2 separate regions of the Homo sapiens genome follow, and region 2 is linked to region 1. Evidence: chromatin contacts called from ENCODE Hi-C or POLR2A ChIA-PET data. All regions are on one chromosome and are shown on one strand. The core of a region is the stretch at or near the end of the contact, and the rest is flanking DNA. Distances in the headings are between cores, read along the strand shown. Region 1 holds the start of RAB14 (RAB14, member RAS oncogene family). Region 2 holds the start of PSMB7 (proteasome 20S subunit beta 7).

Region 1 (5,935 bases), core at 2,358-4,857:
TCCTTTGTGCAGGAAGCAATAGGGCAGAGCAGATCAGTGCTGCCCAAACAGATAGATATCCAGGGAGTTGTCAGTCCCATCTTCCTGCAGGCACACCCAATCCTCACTGGTGATTCTTTTGGAGCCCCTCTCCTTTGGTTCTAGATGAGGACACAGTCTCCATGAGGGGACAGAAAGAAGGCGTCTCTTTCCATGACATTACAATTTCCCTAAAGGCTGACTTCCCTCCCATGTCTCCAATCTTTCTTTCCACAGATTACTGGTGATGGTGTGTCTGTGGGGATGGGGTTGGAAATGGGGAATAGGTGAGGGAGTAGTGGAGTGGAGGTAGAAGTTGGTCAAGAGCTGACTTCTTCAACAACTGCTCTTCAAATTCCCTGCTAGAAGGTAGCTGGCCCCAGCCACTGGCAGTTTTTTCAGTGTAGAATGTGAGCTCCTTGTGGGCTTTTTATTTTCAAGTTTGGGCTTCAGCAACAGATCCAGGACAATAGGAAGAGATGTATACATGGAATAAACCCCTCTCAATGTCTAGTTACATAAACATACATGTCTTCTTTGCCCTCCTCTTATAGTTTAACAAATGTTGGCATACTATTTAGTTTTCTGCACCTTGCTTTTTTCCCTCCAAGTATTTCCTAGACATTGTTCCATATCAGGACATATACATGGGCCTCATTCTTTTTGATGGCTGCATAGTATTTCACAATATAGATGTACTATAATTTACTATTACAGCTTTCTAGTGATAGACATTTAGTTTGTCTCTAGTTTTTTGTTATTACAAACAGTGCTGCAGTGACTATTCCATGTATACATCTCTTCTTATAGAAACAACTTTTTAAAAAAGTTAAGTAGAAACCCCAATGGATGTTTGGCACCCAATGGACAGTCCCTCTTAATTATGCTGCAACTGGTCACATACACTCTCCTCACTTTGAAAATTCTGGGACTTATTAAAAGAATTGACCATTCCTACTGTTTTTTAATTGCATTCCTTAGCATGTGATAGGCACTCTGCATCCACAAGAGTGTTTCTGTTCAAAGCTGCATCAAAGTGTAATGTCTTTCACATAGGAAAGCAGCAGTTAGGGACCTGCATTTAAGCTGGCTATTGTGAAACAAGAGCAAATAAGGGAGGAAATGGAATAGGGCTTAGTACAGCCCTGAGGTCACATGTTGCCAGATTTAAGTCCCACCCAATTTTCACCTAAACGACTTTAGATCTGTATGACACTCAGTTTTTTCATTCATAAAATGGGGTAAATATAGTACTGACTTCATGCGGATGTGGTAAGGATTAAATGAGAAAATATGCATGATTCTTAGGACAGTTGCTGGTACATAGTAAGTGTTGAATAAACATCAGCTATACATAAAGATCTCCCTTCAGGTGATAATGGCTATAAGGAAACTTACTAGCCAGGTCTAAGTTCATACCTGGGCAATTAATGATCATTGGTTCACAGTTTTCTCCTTTACTTGGCACAGGCAAATTTCTTAGTTTCAAAAATGTTAAAGTGTGACAACAAACTATACTTATTAAAGAATGTGGAAATAGAAGCCTAGACCTCTAGGGTTGCAAAAGGATTTCAATATCACCTTAGATTAGATTATCATGTAATAATCATTTCCATTTCTTATTATATACCAGATATTTTGCATATACTATCCCATTTAATTTTCACAAAGACCTATTTGAGAGAGATATTACTATTTTCATATTGCAGAAAAGACTGACAATCTCAGAAATCAAGTGACATGCACAACTGCATACCATTAGATTATAGAGCAGGAATTCGAACCCAGGTCTCTGAAAATATGAGATGTACAAACTGGCACACACTTTTACAGTGAAATCTCACTTGTTCATGGCAGAACCAGTTCATAAAAGGTCCTGAACGCTAAGAGAAAGATTGATTTAATTTGGGGGTGGGGAACTAAGGCAGGGCCACCTTATCCATTAGGCACAGTACAGTATGCACAGGGCTTAGGGCCTCCAATACTTTTAGGGGCCAACAAAAATGAATATTTATTTATTTTAGAGACAGGGTCTCCCCATGTTGCCCAGGCTGGAGTGCAGTGGCTGTTCACAGGTATGATCCCATTACTGATCAGCACGGGAGTTTTGACCTGCTCCATCTCCGACCTGGGCCGGTTCATCCCTCCTTAGGCAACCTGGGTGGTCCCTCCCTCCTGAACTTAAGTGCAGACACTCTATCTAGTGACACAGTGCACTACAGCCCAGAACTCCTGGGCTCAAGCGATCCTCTCTCCTCAGCCTCCCCAGTAGCTAGGATTACAGGCGCAGACTACCAGCCCTCCTTGCTTACGTTCCTTTTTTTTTTTTTTTTGAGACAGTCTCGCTCTGTTGCCCAGGCTGGAGCGCAGTGGCGCGATCTCGGCTCACTGCAAGCTCCGCCTCCCGGGTTCACGCCGTTCTCTTGCCTCAGCCTCCCGAGTAGCTGGGACTACAGGCGCCCGCCACCACGCCCGGCTAATTTTTTTGTATTTTTAGTAGAGACGGGGTTTCACCGTGTTAGCCAAGATGGTCTCGATCTCCTGACCTCGTGATCCGCCCGTCGTGGCCTCCCAAAGTGCTGGGATTACAGGCGTGAGCCACCGCGCCCGGCCGGCTTACATTCTTTTAAAGTCAGAAGAAAAAAATGAACTTTCAGGTCAGAGAAAATATTTTGTTATATAATATTGATACGTCATGTTTATATCAATGCAGTTGTAAAATATGTTAAATATTTATACATATATTTAACTTACATGTGTGTGAAATATATGTGTGTGTGTAATGTACAAGCCACAAGGCAAAAGTGCTCAGGGTCCAAGAAAGTCAAAACGTGTCCCTGCACCCGAAAAGCACGAAACCTTCTGGGGCAGTGATTATGGCAGAGCAAGTTGGAAGATGGCAGGTGGTAGACAAATTGTGAAAAATATCACATTTCTCTCACCCTGTCAAAGGCAACCCCAAAGTGAAGTCAAAATAGAGATGAAATGCAGGGTCACTTCCTAGCTGCGTGATCTTGGACAAGAGAGTTGACCAACCTGAGCCTCAGTTTCTCCATGGATACAATGGGGATGCGTGCCTCCGACGTTTGTTGGACAGGACCGGTATATACGAAGCATACAGCGGTATATACAGTAAATGCCCCCATAAATACACGTTGAATGAATGCAGTAAATGCATGCTTAGCATGGTGGCCAGTATACGGTAAGCGTCCAATAAGTGGTAAATGTTGGCTTTAAAAATTGTTCAAAAGTCTCCACGAGCGACAACCCTAGTTCTCCAAGACGCAGGCGCACCCCACCAGGTTCCACGCAGACCTGCGCAGTAGCTCCCCCAAGAGGCGAGGACACGCGACTGCGCTTGCGCATACGCGCTTTCCACCTTCCCTCCGGGCGCGAGCGCCCGTGGGGCGGGCCTCAGCGGCGGCGCGACAAGTCCAGAGGTGAGGGCTGAGGAAGGGGCGTGGCTAGCGGGCTGGCCTCAGCCACCCTCTTCCGGGCTCCGCCAGCTGCGCGCGCATCTTCTCCCCCTTCTTTTGTGGTCCGGCCCATTGCGAGGGTGACAGGAAACCCTGTGCAGGGAGCGCCGCCATCTTGGACCAGCCCGAGGAAGATACTGAGGGAGCACAGGAGCAGTCACCGCTGCCACTGCTACTGCCGCTACTGCTGCCGGCGCGTCTGCACCTCTCGGCCTGCCAGTGTACCTGCCGGCGCCTCGGTCGACCGCCCCCGCCCCCTCTCCCGCTGCGTCCGCACTCCTGTTCCTGGTCCTGACGCCCCCCTCCCGCCCGGAAAGCTGCCCAGCCACCAGCAACCCCCCAGGTAACCCGGGCCTTCCGTAGTGTCCGGCCGGCTGATACCTCCTCGCGCCGGGTTCTTCAGAGGGGCGTGTGTGGGGACGGTGGAGACTGGGCCGCAGGCGGGCGGCGCCCCGGGGCCAGGCCCCGTCAGGCCGTGGCTAGCCCGTGGGTCGGCGGTGAGCGCCGCGGCGCCGGCCTGACAGGACTCCTGGGCGGGGGCGGAGGTGTCCCCTGCGCGGCTCCGGCCTGAGCCTCCTGCCCTCCCCAACCGGCGGGGCGCTCCGAGGCGTGCAGGGAAGGGTGTGTTCCGGCCTCGCCTTCCCCGCCTTCTCGGCGCGGCTGGGCAGGACCGCATCTCCCGCGGGCCCCCCTCTCGCCGCTGTTCCCCGCGGCCGCAGCCCGCCCCCGCAGGGTGTACCCACGCGTGCCGCGCCGCCCTGCAGCCCGCAAGCCCCAGACGTGGCGGTCCCGTCCCGTAGGCCGCGTCTGGCTCTGAGTACAAAGGCAGCTCTTCGCAGCCCTCTTGGCGTCTCGGGGCAGCTCCGGTGTCCTTGTCGATGTGGGGAGCCCGGCCCTGCAGCCGGGCCGGGCCGGGGCCGGGGTCTGGGTCTGTGCGCCTGTGCTTGCGATGTCCTGGTTTTGGTGCGTTCCTGTGAGGCCCGTGGACAGCCTCTACGGCCCTGAACCTACAGAGCATCTAGAAATAAGAGAAAGTTGTGGCATTTCTAGAATCTAAGAGAAGACGACAGAGCTGGAGTGTTTTAAGCGTTTTAACTGTGGGCCAGGTACATATTTATGTATTTTTGTACCTATTTATCTTGCCCCGCGTAGCCCTCGGAGATAAGTTGTCTCCACTTCATAAGTGAGGAAACTGAGGCCTAAAGTTGTGATGTGTGTCTGGCTGTTGATGGTACATTACAAACTGGCTTCGGCTCACACTGTGGCTGGTGGTTTCTGTACTACATTCAAAAATTAGGCTAGGGTTACAGACATGACCATTTATAATGTAGTTACAACTTTATTCCTTTTTTACTGTGTTCGCATTGGATGACAGCTGATTACCCTTTTATGACCTAAAGTCCATAAAGTCAACCACTACACTGGCAAATCCTCATGCTTACAAACCCCAAAGGAGAGATGCCAGGATTTCAGTTTCATATATGAAGAAGAAACGGGTTCCAAGAGGACAGGTGCCTTCCTGGTGACCCCACAGCAAGTGTCAGAGCCCAGATTTGAACTCTTGCAAAGTTTACTGCTCATTTCGTTACTATCCCAACTGCCTTTAAAAAATTCTTTTATTTTTCTAAGGTAAATATTGTAGAGGAACAACTGCCTTTTATTTAGATTTGATTGTTGAAGACAAACTTGACCTTGCAGTAATCCAGCTCCTACCCCTTTATTCCCCCAAGCCTTTCCAAATTTTTTCTTCCAAGTTCTGTTTAGGCAGTTTTATTTGATCATGCCTAGAGGTATGTCGTGGTTAAGAGTTTTGGAGTCATACTGTCAAGGGTTCTCCCTCCAGTACTGCCACTTCCTAGTTAAGTGATCTTAAGCAAGTTACTTAACCTTTCGGACTCAGTGTCCTTATCTATAAAGGGGATAATTGGACCTGCATCTTAGAGTTGTTGCTAGGATTAAATGGGGTTTAAAGAAAGCCCTTAGCACATTGCTTGGCATATAGTAAATCAGTGCCTGTAACAGTGCCAGGCACATAGTGGGTGTTTAATATCTTTTGAATGAATGAGAGAGGAGTATAGCTTTGGAGAGCTACATGTAGAGTTAAACCTGGGCCTTAATTCTAGCTCTCCATTTAGTAGTAGTATGACCACGGGTAGATCACTTCGGTTTCCTTATCTGAAAAATGAGTTTTTAGGATTAGAGACTGTTTATAAAGTAGCTGGCATGTGTTAGGCCCTCAATAAATGGCAGTTATTGTAAAGACGTAAAACCTTAGATTATAATAGCTATTAAAAAATCCCTTGAAATTAAAGCTACATCTTAAAAAGTTGTTGCTTTTTTTGTATTACAGTTAAACTTTATCATTGTTGCATACTTCAACTTTGCAACAGAATTTGGAGTGTTCATTTTTATCAATATCAAATATCTTTGCATAGTCACAG
Region 2 (5,935 bases), core at 2,570-5,069, 3.2 Mb before region 1:
TGCTGGGATTACAGGCATGAGCCACCACGCCTGGCTGGGCCCTGGCTTCCTAGCTCCCACTGAGACCCTACGGCGGGACTCAGGCACCCACCACCACCCCCCGGAGGCTGCAGGTACCACTGCAGAAGCCTCACGACTGTTTCCTAAAAACCATGTCCAGGGTTTTCGGTTTGGTTTTGTTTTTGGCACATCTCAAGCCTTCGCCCACGTGCCTGACCCTCTTGCCTTGTCGTCCCGATGGGCTCCACACCGTCTGAGCCTCTAGGCTTCCCTAGAGTGTGTGCCCCCCACTCGCATTCCCATGCTTCCCCCGCCTGGCAGTTGGCACACAGCGCTGGGAGTCTTTCTTTTCTGAGACTTCCTCTCCTCCCCTGGACTGTGAGCTCAGGAGGTGTCTGAGTTTCCTAGCTCTGTTATAACAAAGTACCACAATCTGGGTGGCTGAAACACCAGAAATTTATTGTCTCACCATTCTGGAGGGTGCAAGTCCAAAGCAAGGTGTCTGCAAAGTTGCTTCTTCTGAGAGCCGTGAGGCAGACTGTTCCAGACCTGGCGCCTAGCTTCTGGTGGTTTGATGGCAACTTTTGGCATTCCTTGGCCCATAGGATCATCACTCCAGTGTCTACCTTCATCTTCATATGGGGTTCTCCCTGTGTGCATGTCTGTCTCCAAATTGCCAATTTTTTTTTTTTTTTTTAGACAGAGTCTTTCTCTGTTGCCCAGGTTGGAGTGCAGTGGCATGATTTTGGCTCACTGCAACCTCCTCCTCCCAGGTTCGAGTGATTCCCCTGCCTCAGCCTCTTGAGTAGCTGGGATTACAGGCGCCCACCACAATGCCCAGCTAATTTTTGTATTTTTAGTAGAGACGTGGTTTCACCATGTTGGCTAGGCTGGTCTTGAACGCCTGATCTCAAGTGATCCACCTGCCTTGGCCTCCCAAAGTGTTGGGATTACAGGTGTGAGACACCATGCCCGACCCAAATTTCCAATTTTTATAAGGACGCCAGTCCTGTTGGATTAGGGCCTAGTGACCTCATTTTTAACTTGATTACCTCTGTAATATCAAATCAAATTCAATTCATTTGGAATACTTCCAAGTAAGGTCAGCTACTGAGTTACTAGGGGCTAGAACTGCAGAATATGAATTTATTTCCCTAATTTCAACGGAAAACTCAGAGGTAACGAAAGGGAATTCAACCTTTGACAAATGTTTATTAAACACACAGTTGTGATAGACACTGGTTCTAGGTGCTTCATTCATTCATTTGCACCTAGAACCATGTCTGACGCATAATGGGAGCTCAATAAATATTTGTTGAGTGAATAAATTAATTCATTCCACAGTCATTCAGGCTGTAAAAGGAGCCTTCAATTCCCTCAGTAAAATGAGTTGAATTACATAATTATCTCTTAGGTTTGTTGACAGGATGAAATGAATGTATTATTAATAATAACTATTTATAAGAAGCTTCTACATGCTAAGATAGATGGTCTTCATGTACAATGTTTAATACTCACAATAGCCTTATTAAAATGAAATTCACTGGCAAGGCATTGTGGCTCATGCCTGTAATCCCAGCACTTTGGGAGGCTGAGGTGGGCAGATCACTTGAGGTCTGGAGTTCGAGACCAGCCTGGCCAACATGGTGAAACCCTGTCTCTACTAAAAATACAAAAATTAGTCAGGCGTGGTGGCATATGCCTGTAATCCCAGCTACTTGGGAGGCTGAGGCATGAGAATCACTTGAACCCAGGAGGTGGAGGTTGCAGTGAGCTGAGATCATGCCACTGCACTCCAGCCTGGGTGATAGAGGGAGACCGAGTCTCAAAAAAATAAATAAATAAATAAAATAAAATAAAATAAAATAAAATTCACCTAACGTAGAAGTCACCATTTTAACCATTTTAAAGTGTGCAACTCAGTGGTTTTTAGTGTATTCATAATATCGTGCAACCAATACCACTATGTAATTCCAGAATATTTTCATCATTTTCCAAAAACTCTGCGCCCACTAAACAGTCCTATCCATTCTCTCCTCCTCCCCTAACCCTTAGCAACCAAACATCTACTTTCTGTCTGTGGATTTGCCTATTAAGAACACTTCACATACATGGAATGATACACTATGTGGCCTTTTGTGCCTGGCTTCTTTCCCTCAGTATATTTTTAAGGTCCATCCCTGTTGTAACATGTATCTGTGCTTCAGACTTCTTTATGGTCTAATAATATTCCATTAAATGAATTTACCATATTTTGTTTATCCATTCATCAGTGGATGGACATTTGTTTCCATTATTTGGCTATTGTGAATAATGAGACCCCCCCCTCGCTTTTTTTTTTGAGACGGAGTCTCTGCTCTGTTGCCCAGGCTGGAGTGCAGTGGCGTGATCTCAGCTCACTGCAACTTCTGCCTCCCTGGTTCGAGCTATTCTCCTGCCTCGGCCTCCTGACTAGCTGGGACTACAGGTGCCCACCACCACGTCTGGCTAAGTTTTTGTATTTTTAGTAAAGACGGAGTTTCACCGTGTTAGCCAGGATGGTCTCAATCTCCTGACCTCATGATCCGCCCACCTCGGCCTCCCAAAGTGCTGGGATTACAGGCGTGAGACACCGCGCCCAGCCAATGAGACCCCTTTTGACGCAGGGCAGGTAAGCCCCAAAGTGCGGCTGAGCCCACAAGGGTTCTTGGCTTTGCCCAAGAAAGAATTCAAGGGCAAGTTAGAGGCAGAAGAAAACGGCTTTATTGAAGTGGCGGCGTTACAGCTCCATGACTGCTCCTGCAGAGCAGGGTTACCCTCTTAGGCAGAGTGTCAGGGCAGTTTTGCTGTCATATTTATACACACTTTTAATTACATGCAGATTAAGGGGTGGTTTATGCAGGCATTTCTAGGGAAGGGGTAGTAACTTTTGGTTTATGGTGCCACTGCCATGGAAAGGGGCGGTAACTCACGAGTGTTGCCATGGCAACGGTAAACTGACTTGGCTGGCTGGTGAGCGAGTCTTAGGGAAGACAGCTTCCGTCCAGGCCCTGTTTTAGCTAGTCCTCAATTTGGTCAGGTATCTCAGCCCCATCTCTGAATGGAGGCCTGCCTTCTACCTCACCTTTGTAGAAGTTTTTGTGAATACATGTCTTCAACCCTCTCGGGTGCGTATCTAAGAGGATAATACTTTTTGGGGAACTGCCAAATTGTTTTCCGGAGCAGCCGCACCGTTTTGCATTCTCACCAGCCGTGTATTCGGGTTCCAATTTCTCCACACTCTCGCAACCCTTGCGCTTTTCTGTCTTTTTGTTTATGGCCATCCTAGCGGGTGCGAAGTGGGATCTCACTGTGGTCGTGCTTTGCATTCACCCTATGACTAATCATGTTGAGCCTCTTTTCACAGACTTAATGGCCATTCTACAGCAGCCTTTTGAGCTAGGTTGTAATCTCCATCTGATAGCGGAGGAAACAGATTCAGAGAGTTGAAGAGACTTGCTTAACGCAAGGGGGTGGTGGGGCTGTGCCTGGGACTTGGGTCTGTCTGTCTCTGAAGCACCGCAGAACCAAATTAACGGTAGAAACAAGTCCAGTCTGAGCGGCAGGAGACCTGGTCGCTGGTGCGTTCACCTTGGACAAGTCCTTTCCCGGTTCCGGGTGTCACTTTCTCCTCCGTGCCACTTGGGGCGATATACTTCAAACATCTCTGGCCTCTCTAGGAACCAGAATCTCTAAGATCAATCGTTCTAGTGCGGCGTTTGCCCCGCCCCTTCAGCCCCCGTTGCCAGCGACGCCGGAAGTGCTCGGCTCTTTTTGTTTGCACCCGCCTCCGACCCGGAACTGCTTTCTTGGGAAGATGGCGGCTGTGTCGGTGTATGCTCCACCAGTTGGAGGCTTCTCTTTTGATAACTGCCGCAGGTGCCGCCTTGCTTGGGGCTTGGTTCAGGGAGGGAGAAGAGTGCGGTGCTCGGGTGGGAGCTGGGCCAAGGTGTGATACGAGAATTCTGAGGGAAGAATTCATGGCGGGGCCTGTGGCCCGCGGCTAGTGTGACTCAGGGGAATCAGGGCCTGGGCGTGGGTTTCTCCTGAAGCCGGGTCTGCTCTCCCACCTTCCCAGCGCACTCGGCCACCGTTTATCTCCGTCTCCTAAGGCACGTCACGGCCCCTTTGTAAGACTGTCTTCGTTGGAAAACGGGAGAACAGTGCTGATGGTGGGAGGATTCATTAAACAGATGGGCGTGAAAACAAGTAGCAGCTTTCCTGAGTTCTCTGTTAGGCACTTTTCATGCCAGTGCTGTGCGATGTGGTCCTGCCCTTCAACACTTGATTCTCTCATTTGCTCTTAGGAATGCCGTCTTGGAAGCCGATTTTGCAAAGAGGGGATACAAGCTTCCAAAGGTCCGGAAAACTGGCACGACCATCGCTGGGGTGGTCTATAAGGTAAGCCGGGTTAGGCTAAGAGCAGCAGTGACTGAACCGGCAACAGGAATCAGAACACTTGGCTTCCGGTGTCTCTCCCGGCTCGGTCTGGAAAGGCAAATGCTATAGAATACATCAGGAGACCGTCTTTCAGGAGCGACTGCTTTTGTCAGGTTTTGTGTGCTTCTTAACAGTTTATGTTCTTTCCTCACTTTGCTGAGGTTTTTTCTTTCTTTCTTTTTTTTTTTTTTAAACAGGTCAGTTAGCTTCTTAATTACTAGTTTAGGAAGCTGAAGTATGTGATGGGAGATCACGAGATTTGGGGTCAGACAGGTCTGTCTCACCTTTGAACTCTATAGTGCTGATTCCAACTTCTGGCAGCTCACTTTCCTTCTCACAGGGACACCTTCAGATGCATCAAATGGAGATAACTCCTGCCTTAAATTGTTGGAAACGTCAAAAGGGATAATGATTACCTGTGCAACATGTTTTAAAGAAAAGCAACATGTTTTAAAAGGAAATTGATAGTGATGGCTAATTTAATGGAAAGATTCCTGAGTCTTAATCCAGGTTTTTTCCAGATTAGCTCTGATTTACAAGGAATTTACCCGACACCTGAGCCTCACTTGAAAATGGGAATAATTCTTACCTACTCAGGATTCAATTAGTAGCATTTACTAAGAAACCTTTTCTTAAATCCTGAAAGTGTAGCACAATATTTTTGCTATGAGTTTTGGCTGGCGTTTTGAGATTAGGGGAGCATGTGGTATGGCCAACATAGTATTCCCTAAAGTAGAATAGAGAGTTGCGGTTGGCTTATATTTGTAAAATTGTTTAAAAACTTTTTTTTTTAATAGGATGGCATAGTTCTTGGAGCAGATACAAGAGCAACTGAAGGGATGGTTGTTGCTGACAAGAACTGTTCAAAAATACACTTCATATCTCCTAATATTTAGTAAGTATTGATTCGTTTGAATAACTCTTATATTTTCAAACATGTCAGGGCTAAAAATTGACCTTCCTGTGCTCCTTACTAAAACCTGTTTTTCAACCTGTATTTTCTGTCTCCCTTAAATGGCATTTCCAGCCACCTGTTACCTAAGCCAGTAACTTCAAGTCCTCTCTTTGCTTCAGTCTCCAATTGAATTGGTGGCCAGTTTTGCCCTCTCTGTGCCTCTTGAATCCATTCCCTCCTATCCTTTCCTTTGCTAAGGCTCTAGTTTGGGTTCTTTTTTCTTTTTCTTTTTTTCAAACATTAACTTGAACCATAGAGGTTCTTTTTTCTTAGCTGGACTATTGCAGTTACCATTTAATTGGCCTCTCTTAGGCATCCTATTGTTCACTCTTCTGCCATACTGGATTTTGTAAAACATAGATCTGATGGCATCCCTTTCTTAAAAAGCTTTTCAAGAGACTTGTCACATTTCCACATGGCTTTTAGGATAAAAATCAAAATTCTGTGGCCTTGCACAGTCTCATAGAAAGCCTACCCTTCAAGCGTCTTTTTCAGTTGCCATCACCCTGTGCTCCAGTTACG

Evidence for each region. A loop is a pair of places that touch in the nucleus more often than their neighbours do. ChIA-PET counts read pairs that join two places held with the same protein, here RNA polymerase II (POLR2A). Pooled maps may share reads with other maps.
Region 2: a map of CD4-positive, alpha-beta T cell shows a loop between it and region 1 (9-fold over the local background). The contact joins the promoter of PSMB7 here to the promoter of RAB14 in region 1. A Hi-C loop is called at or near these places in 1 of 168 maps with a recorded cell type or tissue (CD4-positive, alpha-beta T cell) and 4 of 50 pooled maps. POLR2A ChIA-PET finds 5 or more read pairs at or near these places in 1 of 52 experiments (BJ).

The regions. Positions count from the first base shown.
Region 1 is chr9:121,199,541-121,205,475 of GRCh38, reverse strand. It overlaps RAB14 (RAB14, member RAS oncogene family), which reads left to right and starts at 3,607. Exons shown (of 8, transcript NM_016322.4): 1 at 3,607-3,837. It also overlaps a transcript of GSN not described here and the pseudogene RN7SL181P. RefSeq lists enhancers at 3,026-3,185, 3,456-3,675, 3,494-3,993 and silencers at 3,686-4,155, 4,176-4,425.
Region 2 is chr9:124,413,326-124,419,260 of GRCh38, reverse strand. PSMB7 (proteasome 20S subunit beta 7) reads left to right here and starts at 3,819. Exons shown (of 8, transcript NM_002799.4): 1 at 3,819-3,897; 2 at 4,326-4,419; 3 at 5,256-5,353. The coding sequence starts at 3,836. RefSeq lists an enhancer at 3,863-3,912.